Regions from separate parts of the Homo sapiens genome. Here all the other regions are linked to region 1. A link is a loop called in an ENCODE intact Hi-C map of the cell type or tissue named here. Cell type or tissue: dorsolateral prefrontal cortex. All regions are shown on one strand. Region 1 overlaps ACADSB (acyl-CoA dehydrogenase short/branched chain). Region 2 has its middle 2.9 kb from the start of HMX3. Region 3 overlaps LINC02641 (long intergenic non-protein coding RNA 2641).

Region 1 (2,500 bases):
CTTCAGCCTCCTGACGGGTGCCTGCCACCACACCCAGCTAATTTTTGTATTTTTAGTAGAGACGTTTTTTCACCATGTTGGCCAGGCTGGTTTCAAACCCCTGACCTCAGGTAATCCGCCCGACTCAGCCTCCGAAAGTGCTGGGATTACAGGCATGAGCCACCGCACCTGGCCTAAAACTTTATATAGTAAAATTAAATTGAGAACATGACATTCTCATGATTATATAATAGTGTAATAATAATTTTAATATTTATGATGGTCTCTGAAAAAGTGAAACAAATGGTAAGGTTCTATAGTTTGGATCTAATGTCCTCTAGCTGCTCTCGTTTCATAATGCCCATGTTGCAATTCTGAGTCCATTAGTATTTATTACCAAAGTCCATTTTTAGTTTTCTTTTTACTTAAACTCTTCAGAAACAAGGCGTTTTATAAATCCAAGTGGTAATAGCGTTTTAATTCTTCTTTTTAGGGATATAAGGGAATTACCTCCTTCTTAGTAGATCGTGATACTCCGGGCCTTCATATAGGGAAACCTGAAAACAAATTGGGGCTCAGAGCTTCTTCCACCTGCCCGTTAACATTCGAAAATGTCAAGGTGGGTATCGTAGACTAATCAGTAAAAGACTGATGCGAAATAAGCCTTGCATGGAACCACAGGAGGTGTGCAAGACAGGTGTCAAAATACTAAGTGGCTATAAGCACACGCAGGAGAGTATTTTGTAAAACCCTGAACAGCGCTCTTTAGTCATGACCAGATAAATGTACTTTTCACAAAAGTGGAAACCTTTCTGCCAAGAAGCTGTCCTGGGAAGCAAGTGCCAAGAATTCATCCCATTTATGTTTTATAACTTATGTGCTTCTGACCACGTATACTTTATAAGCTTGAGACTTGTGAACCAAATGGGGCCGCAGAGAAGGAAGTCTGGTGTCAGTGCACTAAAGGCCACAAGATGGGGGTGTTGCTCAGTGAGAGCGGAAACAGCCAGGCTATTAAACGTGAGCAGCAGAAGATCCAGATAGTTAGTGCTGATGCTGGAGAACTCCCTGTAGGTGGGGCAGGTGGTGTCGGCTTTTCCACCACTCATCACAGAGCTTGATCTTTTTTTTGCATGGCTGTGGGGAGTGAGGGGGAGGATGTCTTTACAGATGTCACTGGGGCCTCATTACTTCACCCCAACTGTTTTCCTCATTCTTACTTTCCCATTTCTTTCTCCATTCTTCCCTGCTCTCTCCCCCAACTACCCATATTACAAAACTAAGTATAGTTTTTTATTATTCTTAATTCTTTATTTTTTTAAAGTATGAATAAGCATTTTAGTCTGTTTCTTCTCTCTTCCTCTTTCTTGTGCATACACCTGTGTACACACATGCACACACACATATACCCCACCGTTGATTTTTATGAGGGTGAATGGTCTCAACAGCAGAAAGGCTTACTACACTTGTTTTTGCAAGTATTTGCAGATCTTTGTAGTTCCTAATATGTTATCTCACACTGTAGCCTACAGATAAGAATTGGGGGGGAAAAGTATTAATTTATGTTATTGATGAATTCTATGAGATTCCCTTACTCTAGATTCACTCATCCATTCAATACCTGTGCAAGGCTCTGGAGGATGCAATCATGAACAGCATGGACTTGAGTCCTTTTCCTCAGAGAGCTGTGGAAAAACAGCGTAGAGGGAGACACAGATGCCGGCAAGTTCTGTGAGAGGGCTAGCACACGAATTGAGAGTCTATGTGTACTTACAAATATATAATCAAAATGAATCATGGAAAATGAAACTGAGAAATAAGTGCACATTTGTATTTTCAGGTTCCAGAAGCCAATATCTTGGGACAAATTGGACATGGCTATAAGTATGCCATAGGGAGTCTCAATGAAGGTAGAATAGGAATTGCTGCACAGGTAAGTCAGATTTAAACTCTTCCATGATGTGAGTCAATTAAACTGTGAAAAGAAAAAAATGCAATGAGACCAATGAATATTTGGAAGCTTATGGACACAAGATGGCACCGTTCCCTTACATGAGGGATAGAATGGCTTATTATTTCTTTCAAATTCCCTTTTGGTCAATTATGTAAGTGTCCATAGAACCAAACAATGGCTTGGTGGTAACAGTGTTTCTGCTTTGAGAACATTAAAGTATTATCTAATACCTGAACCGATAGCTTTTCAAATGTATTGTAAATTAAATATGGCACTTTAAAAAAAATCAACTTTTCAAAGCATGAAATTCATTCTGGAAGGAATTTTTTACATTAAGAATAAATAATATTCCTTCCACTGTGTAGTAAAGATATCTATAGTTAATAAAAGATTTGTTGCTTACTGTTTTGCATGTGAAAACTGGGCAAGTTTTTTGGCGGCACATGAAATAAAATAGCCACAGTTAAGTAGATACATAAAATGAGAACTATTCAAAATTTTTTTTTACCAAATTTGGCTTTTATAATGCATATTGCATTTTTCTATTAAGTAATATCAGTTATTTTC
Region 2 (2,500 bases), 89 kb after region 1:
TCAGAGGGAGACATCATTGGCAGCATTCCTGGTGGCATCGAGAAAGATGGGAGAGAACTTTCCAGGAAAGTCCCAGTAAAGAGCTTGTGTAGCATGTGTAGGTAGCACAGTTTCCCCAGGATCACAATTCCAGGCTTTTGTCCATTCTGCCTTCAAAGCAAGGACCTGCAGGTCAGAAGAGGTGGGTGGTAAAATGAGGCCATCAGGACCAGGGCAAACCCTCTATGTTAATTGTGGGGGCCTCCAGCCTGGGAGTTTTGCAGCTTTGGCTAGAAGCCTAAGCAGTCCCCACCCCGTCCATGGATAAGGAGGTGGGCTGTGCCAGGAAGCTGCTCCAAGGAGAAGGACCGTAGTATGGCTATGGAGGGAAGGAAGCAGCCTTCTCTTAGATGAAGTACTGAAAAATATGGAAAGCTCCCCTCCTTTGGGAAGCGCCTTGCTTACTGACTTGTGTGTGTGCACAAACGTGTATGTGCTTTGTGTGTGTGGTGGGCCTGGGGCAGGTGAGAATGCCATGCCAAGCACTCCTGTATCAGGCCTCATGCTTTTGTGTAAAAGTTGGGTGTTAATCACTGGCATTCTCCAGTCCCCTTCTGCCCTCTTGGCTCCTTGTCCCAAGGGTGGGTGGTGTAGAGACCCGCTCTCACAGCCCATCTGCCTGAGATTAGCCTGGGAAAGGTCCCCCAAAGGTCCTATTCCTTGGGCTCCTTTAGGTTTTGTAAAATGCAGCATCAAAAGATCTCAGATTTCATTAAACTCTTTAAAAACAGCTTTTGGGTATGATCAGGCTATCTGAAGGTCCCTAATCAAGTGGGCCAATTCTCTGTAAGGGAACTGTGAATCCATTCATTCATTCATCCATTCATTCATTCGTCTCACTCAGGCATTCAGGCATTAATACAAGCGTTTCCTGAGCACAAGCATTTCCTGAGCACAAGCGTTTCGTCCGCTGATCGGCCGGCGGCGCTGAGTCCTGGGAAGACGAATGAGGCAGGCCCGTTCCCTCCTTCCCTCCCCGAGTCCTTCCTGGAGAACACCTAGCCTGAGGTTAGGACCGGCACCTAAAGGATAGAACGAGACGGGGACCACAGAATGGGCCCTAAAACAGGCAGGAAAAGCGGGAAGGAGGATGACAGGCAGGCGAGACCACTTCCTGTCGTGGCCAGGTAGAGATCAGCAGAGATCTGAAGGCGATTTCACCCACTTCTTCTCCCGGGATCCAGAGAAAAAATGCTTTTGTTTTCTAACTGCGGCGGCGAAGGGCGAGACCTCAATGGCTTTTAAACGTCCTGCGCCGGGACAGCGGTTTCTCCAGCGGAACCTGCAGGCTTGGTTCAGAGGCTGTCCCATAGAGGGCGCTGTCTGCCTGACTTTGAATGGAGTCGTGAGCGCAAGAACGCTGGCAACACCTCTCGCCAGACGGCGAGTAAAGGGCTGAGTCCGCGCCCAGACCCGACTCCCACCAGCTTTCTCGAAGGGGAAGGGAAAGATCTACTCAATACATCCCGCTTTTCAAGCCCAGCAATCCCTAAAACTGAGAGGATGGGCTGAGAGTGCTGACACTGGAGAAGCTCCTCTCCCGGGCCAAACACAAGCACATAACAGCGCCCCTGCGCGCCCCTGGGAGGGGAGTCAACCGGAGAACTTGGGGCGACAACCGGAAAGCCGGGATCCGGTAGCCGCACAGCAGGGATGCGGGCGGCTGTCCCGGACTCTTCTCCCGCCACACTGGGCCTGTCCCCTCCCCATCTGAGTCTAGCGCTGGAGTTGTGATCAGCCACGAGTCCCCCTCCCCAGACTGAACCCTCAGCATTCCCAGTTTAAAGTCGACTTTCGTGCGTCAGAACTCTAGCCAAGTTTGCATGCGTCTGCGCTGAATGGCGAAGCTCCCAAAACACACAGGCATACACGCCGGGGTCTCTCCACGCATACTCGGCCGCGTGGCAGGCTGTGTGCAGGCGGTGCCCACCCAACCCTCATAGACCTACGTGCATCGAGCTATTTCTGCGGTTGGGGGAAAATGACCTCTGGGTATCCAGCAGCGATTGGGCGACCTAGGCCCAGTTTCCTCCTCTCTGGGCGCGGGTTTCCACTTACAAAATCCAAGTATGAGACCCACCCTGCTGGGGTCTCAGGGCAGTGATCCGTTCCAACCCAGATTTTGGATGGCGTAGCGTTTTGCATTCCAGTAAAGCCCTGTGTAAACTCAAGGGAGTAATAACAGTAATTGTTTATGGAAGCGCCATTTACGTTTCCAGATTTCCAAAGCAAAAATGGGGTTCGCTGCTGTAGATGAATGCAGAAAGAAACATTACATATGCCCGTCGAGATTTGGTGGGGGAGGGTCTGACGCCCCAGGACCGAAAAACAAAATCTACCTCTCAAGTGGGGACCCCACACGATCACGTCTGCCAATGCAGGGCGGCCTTGAATTAGGCGAGGCTCAATCTAACGAAAAAGAAAGCGGTGGGGAGGTGAAGGGATCCCAAAAAGCCCTCGT
Region 3 (2,500 bases), 340 kb after region 1:
CCCTGTGAAACCCTGGGCCCACGTCTATTTCCAGCCATCCCTGCTCCCAGGAATCACGCCATTCCTCCACAGTTTAGGTACCCGGCCTTGACCTTTACCCCAGCAATTCCATCCAGGTATTTCAGAATGCTTTGCAACATGCAGGTGGCTTCTTAGGAGTGGGGGTATTTGCCAACAAACCAACCATGAGCCTGCATCCAAAGAAAGCCTTCTACAGCCACATGAAGACAGTGTGATGCTCTCGATGCTTGGGAAGGCCTCGCAAGGCACATGGGGGCAGTGATTGAAGGAGTCAAAGAGAATTTCATCTGCACACATGGTGGCGGCTAGCTGTCCAGTGTGCAAATCCAAAGACGTCTCCAGTTACACCTATGCTTCCCAGCCCTTCTTTCCTCCTGTGATGGAGTTAACCCCTCCCTCCCCAGTGGTCCACAAAACAATAGGCTTTCCCAGTTGTTCTCAAGAGCTCCTCTCCCCATCCACCTGAGGGCTCCCAGCCATAAGCCCTCTACCTGAGGTCTCAAAGGGGTCTGGAAAGGCTCTGGGCAAGCCGACAGCAACCGATGTGAAAATAGGTGGTTCACTCGCACACTCAGCTCCCCATCTGGTCCACTCTAGTTATTTATTTCAAAAATCTGAAAGCAGCTTTTTTATACACAAGTTTCCTTATGTGGGGAAAATGTATGTGAATGACATTTGTTCTCATTGGGGTGGAATTGAAGATATCTTTAGGTGTCACTTAATATTCAGTGCTGAAAGGGCCTTTTCACCCTTAACTAATTTTTCTAGGATTTCTATGGGACCAAAGTGGGCAAGGGGACAAGTATATTTGGTTCTGGGGGGCTCTTATCTCCCAGCATCGCCTTGCATTGACTCCTTTCAAAGTAGAAAACCCTCCCAGTCTGTTATTTCTAGAAGGAAGCCTTGCCTTTATCATCATCTCACTACCATAATCACCATCATTATCATCACCATCATCATCACCATTATCACCACCACTATCATCATGATCACCATCATCATCACCATCATCATCGTCATCACCACCATCACCGCCACCACCATCATCATCATCCTCGTTGTCATCATCATCAACATCAACATCATCTTTTACTAAAGTGAGAGATAGGGCCAAGTCCATTGAACTGTGTACCTTTAATTCCGACAAGCTTTCCCTTCCTCTCACTTTCTCCAGCACTTTTCTGAGCTTCTGGTATAACAAGTTTTAGAATTTGATTACAGCACCATCTACTGGGTACTAGACTTCCCATTTTTCTAGGCCTTTCCTATACGTTGATGTTTGCTTCTTCTTTCTGTTTTTCCTCCGCTCTCTCCTGCTTTTTCCCCCATGAAAGTAACAATTGTTAGTTTGAAAAGGTTCCATCAATTAATTCCTAAAAGTGAAGCTCTTCTAAAATGAGGAAAAGCTTAACATCCCTTGCCAATAAATACAAAGACAATGGCCGATGCTTACTGCAATGCATTTCATATAATTATTTCCCACGATCAATAATCTCATCAGTAGGCTCAGTGATGGGGACATCACGGTAATGAATGGCTGGGTCCAGCGGCCATCAGAAGTGCTGTCCTTATCCCTGTCACCTCTGAGCTGCCCAAGGGCATGACGGGAATCAGGGCTCTGCCTGGCCAAAGGATTAATCATAGTTATCCCCAACTCATATTCGTGTAATTTGCCTTCCTAATGCAGCCTGCCCTGAATTGATCAGCATGGATTTCTTGCTGCACAATAGGCCACTCTTGTGGTGTAGAGAAGAGTGAGAAGGACTCTGTGTACATGGCAGGGAAGGGTCAAATTGGATTAGTCACGCTCAGGAAGTAACAAAAACTGAATCACACCAGACCACTGCTGAAGCATGTTTCTGGAAGCCAGGCTAGAACTTCTGGGGACTTTGGGAAGGGAAGGAGAGACGGCTCCATGCACTCACAGTGTTCTTTAGGGGCCAGGCAGAGACGTGGGCCTCCCCGTCTCAGTCAGGGCCACAGGAGGAGCAAGGAGCAAGGACAGCAGGAAAAGGGACTTTCTTGTTGTGATCTTTTAATTCCCAGTTCCTAAAGGGCACCTACTGTGCTTTTCCAGAGACCTTTAAAAGAAAAGTCCCAGGATTTGGAACTCTGAGGTGCTGCCTACTATGGAATATGCAGGGATGGAGGCCATGGCTTCACAGTTGCAACTGAGTGGCTCAAATCAAATGCAAACCGCAGGATCCTTCCTTTTGCCATAGCAAAGGCTACTTAACCTCTCCATTTCTTTCACTCTGGATGTAGTTGTGGTGGGTAGTAGGGAAAAGTCTCCATCCATGGAGTATTTCCTACTCTTAGACAATGTTTCCCAAGTTTGGCCTGGCTGGTCCATTTGGGGATTGGATCTTACTGCTCTCCACATACTCTGAACCTTTTCTCACCTCAGTGCCTTTGCATAGGCTGGTCCCTCTGCCTGGAATGCCTTTCTCTCCGTTCTTTCCCTGTAAAACTCAGCTCA

The links. A loop is a pair of places that touch in the nucleus more often than their neighbours do. Peaks named below come from ENCODE experiments on the same cell type or tissue, not always from the same donor. Only the 100,000 strongest peaks of a DNase experiment are listed, where the experiment ranks them.
Region 2: a loop joins it to region 1, with 4 times the contacts of the local background. A loop is called at or near these places in 27 of 110 quality-filtered maps.
Region 3: it touches region 1 in a loop (9-fold over the local background); 24 of 110 quality-filtered maps call a loop at or near these places.

Annotation. Positions count from the first base shown.
Region 1 is chr10:123,042,574-123,045,073 of GRCh38, forward strand. ACADSB (acyl-CoA dehydrogenase short/branched chain) reads left to right here. Exons shown (of 11, transcript NM_001609.4): 6 at 473-598; 7 at 1,820-1,912. Among named protein-coding and RNA genes, the nearest start is that of ACADSB, 35 kb to the left of the region's middle. RefSeq lists an enhancer at 840-1,134. In dorsolateral prefrontal cortex, CTCF peaks have their summits at 976 (motif pointing right) and 2,034 (motif pointing right); a DNase peak (open chromatin) is centred at 968; H3K27ac peaks cover 906 bases.
Region 2 is chr10:123,131,813-123,134,312 of GRCh38, forward strand. No RefSeq gene overlaps it. Among named protein-coding and RNA genes, the nearest start is that of HMX3, 2.9 kb to the right of the region's middle. RefSeq lists enhancers at 1,025-1,134, 1,201-1,495 and a silencer at 1,575-1,664. In dorsolateral prefrontal cortex, CTCF peaks have their summits at 1,353 (motif pointing right) and 1,553; a DNase peak (open chromatin) is centred at 1,349; H3K4me3 peaks cover 1,141 bases; H3K27me3 peaks cover 2,500 bases.
Region 3 is chr10:123,379,658-123,382,157 of GRCh38, forward strand. All of the region lies in intron 6 of LINC02641 (long intergenic non-protein coding RNA 2641), which reads left to right. Among named protein-coding and RNA genes, the nearest start is that of LINC02641, 33 kb to the left of the region's middle. In dorsolateral prefrontal cortex, a CTCF peak has its summit at 1,249 (motif pointing left); no DNase peak of the experiment used is centred here.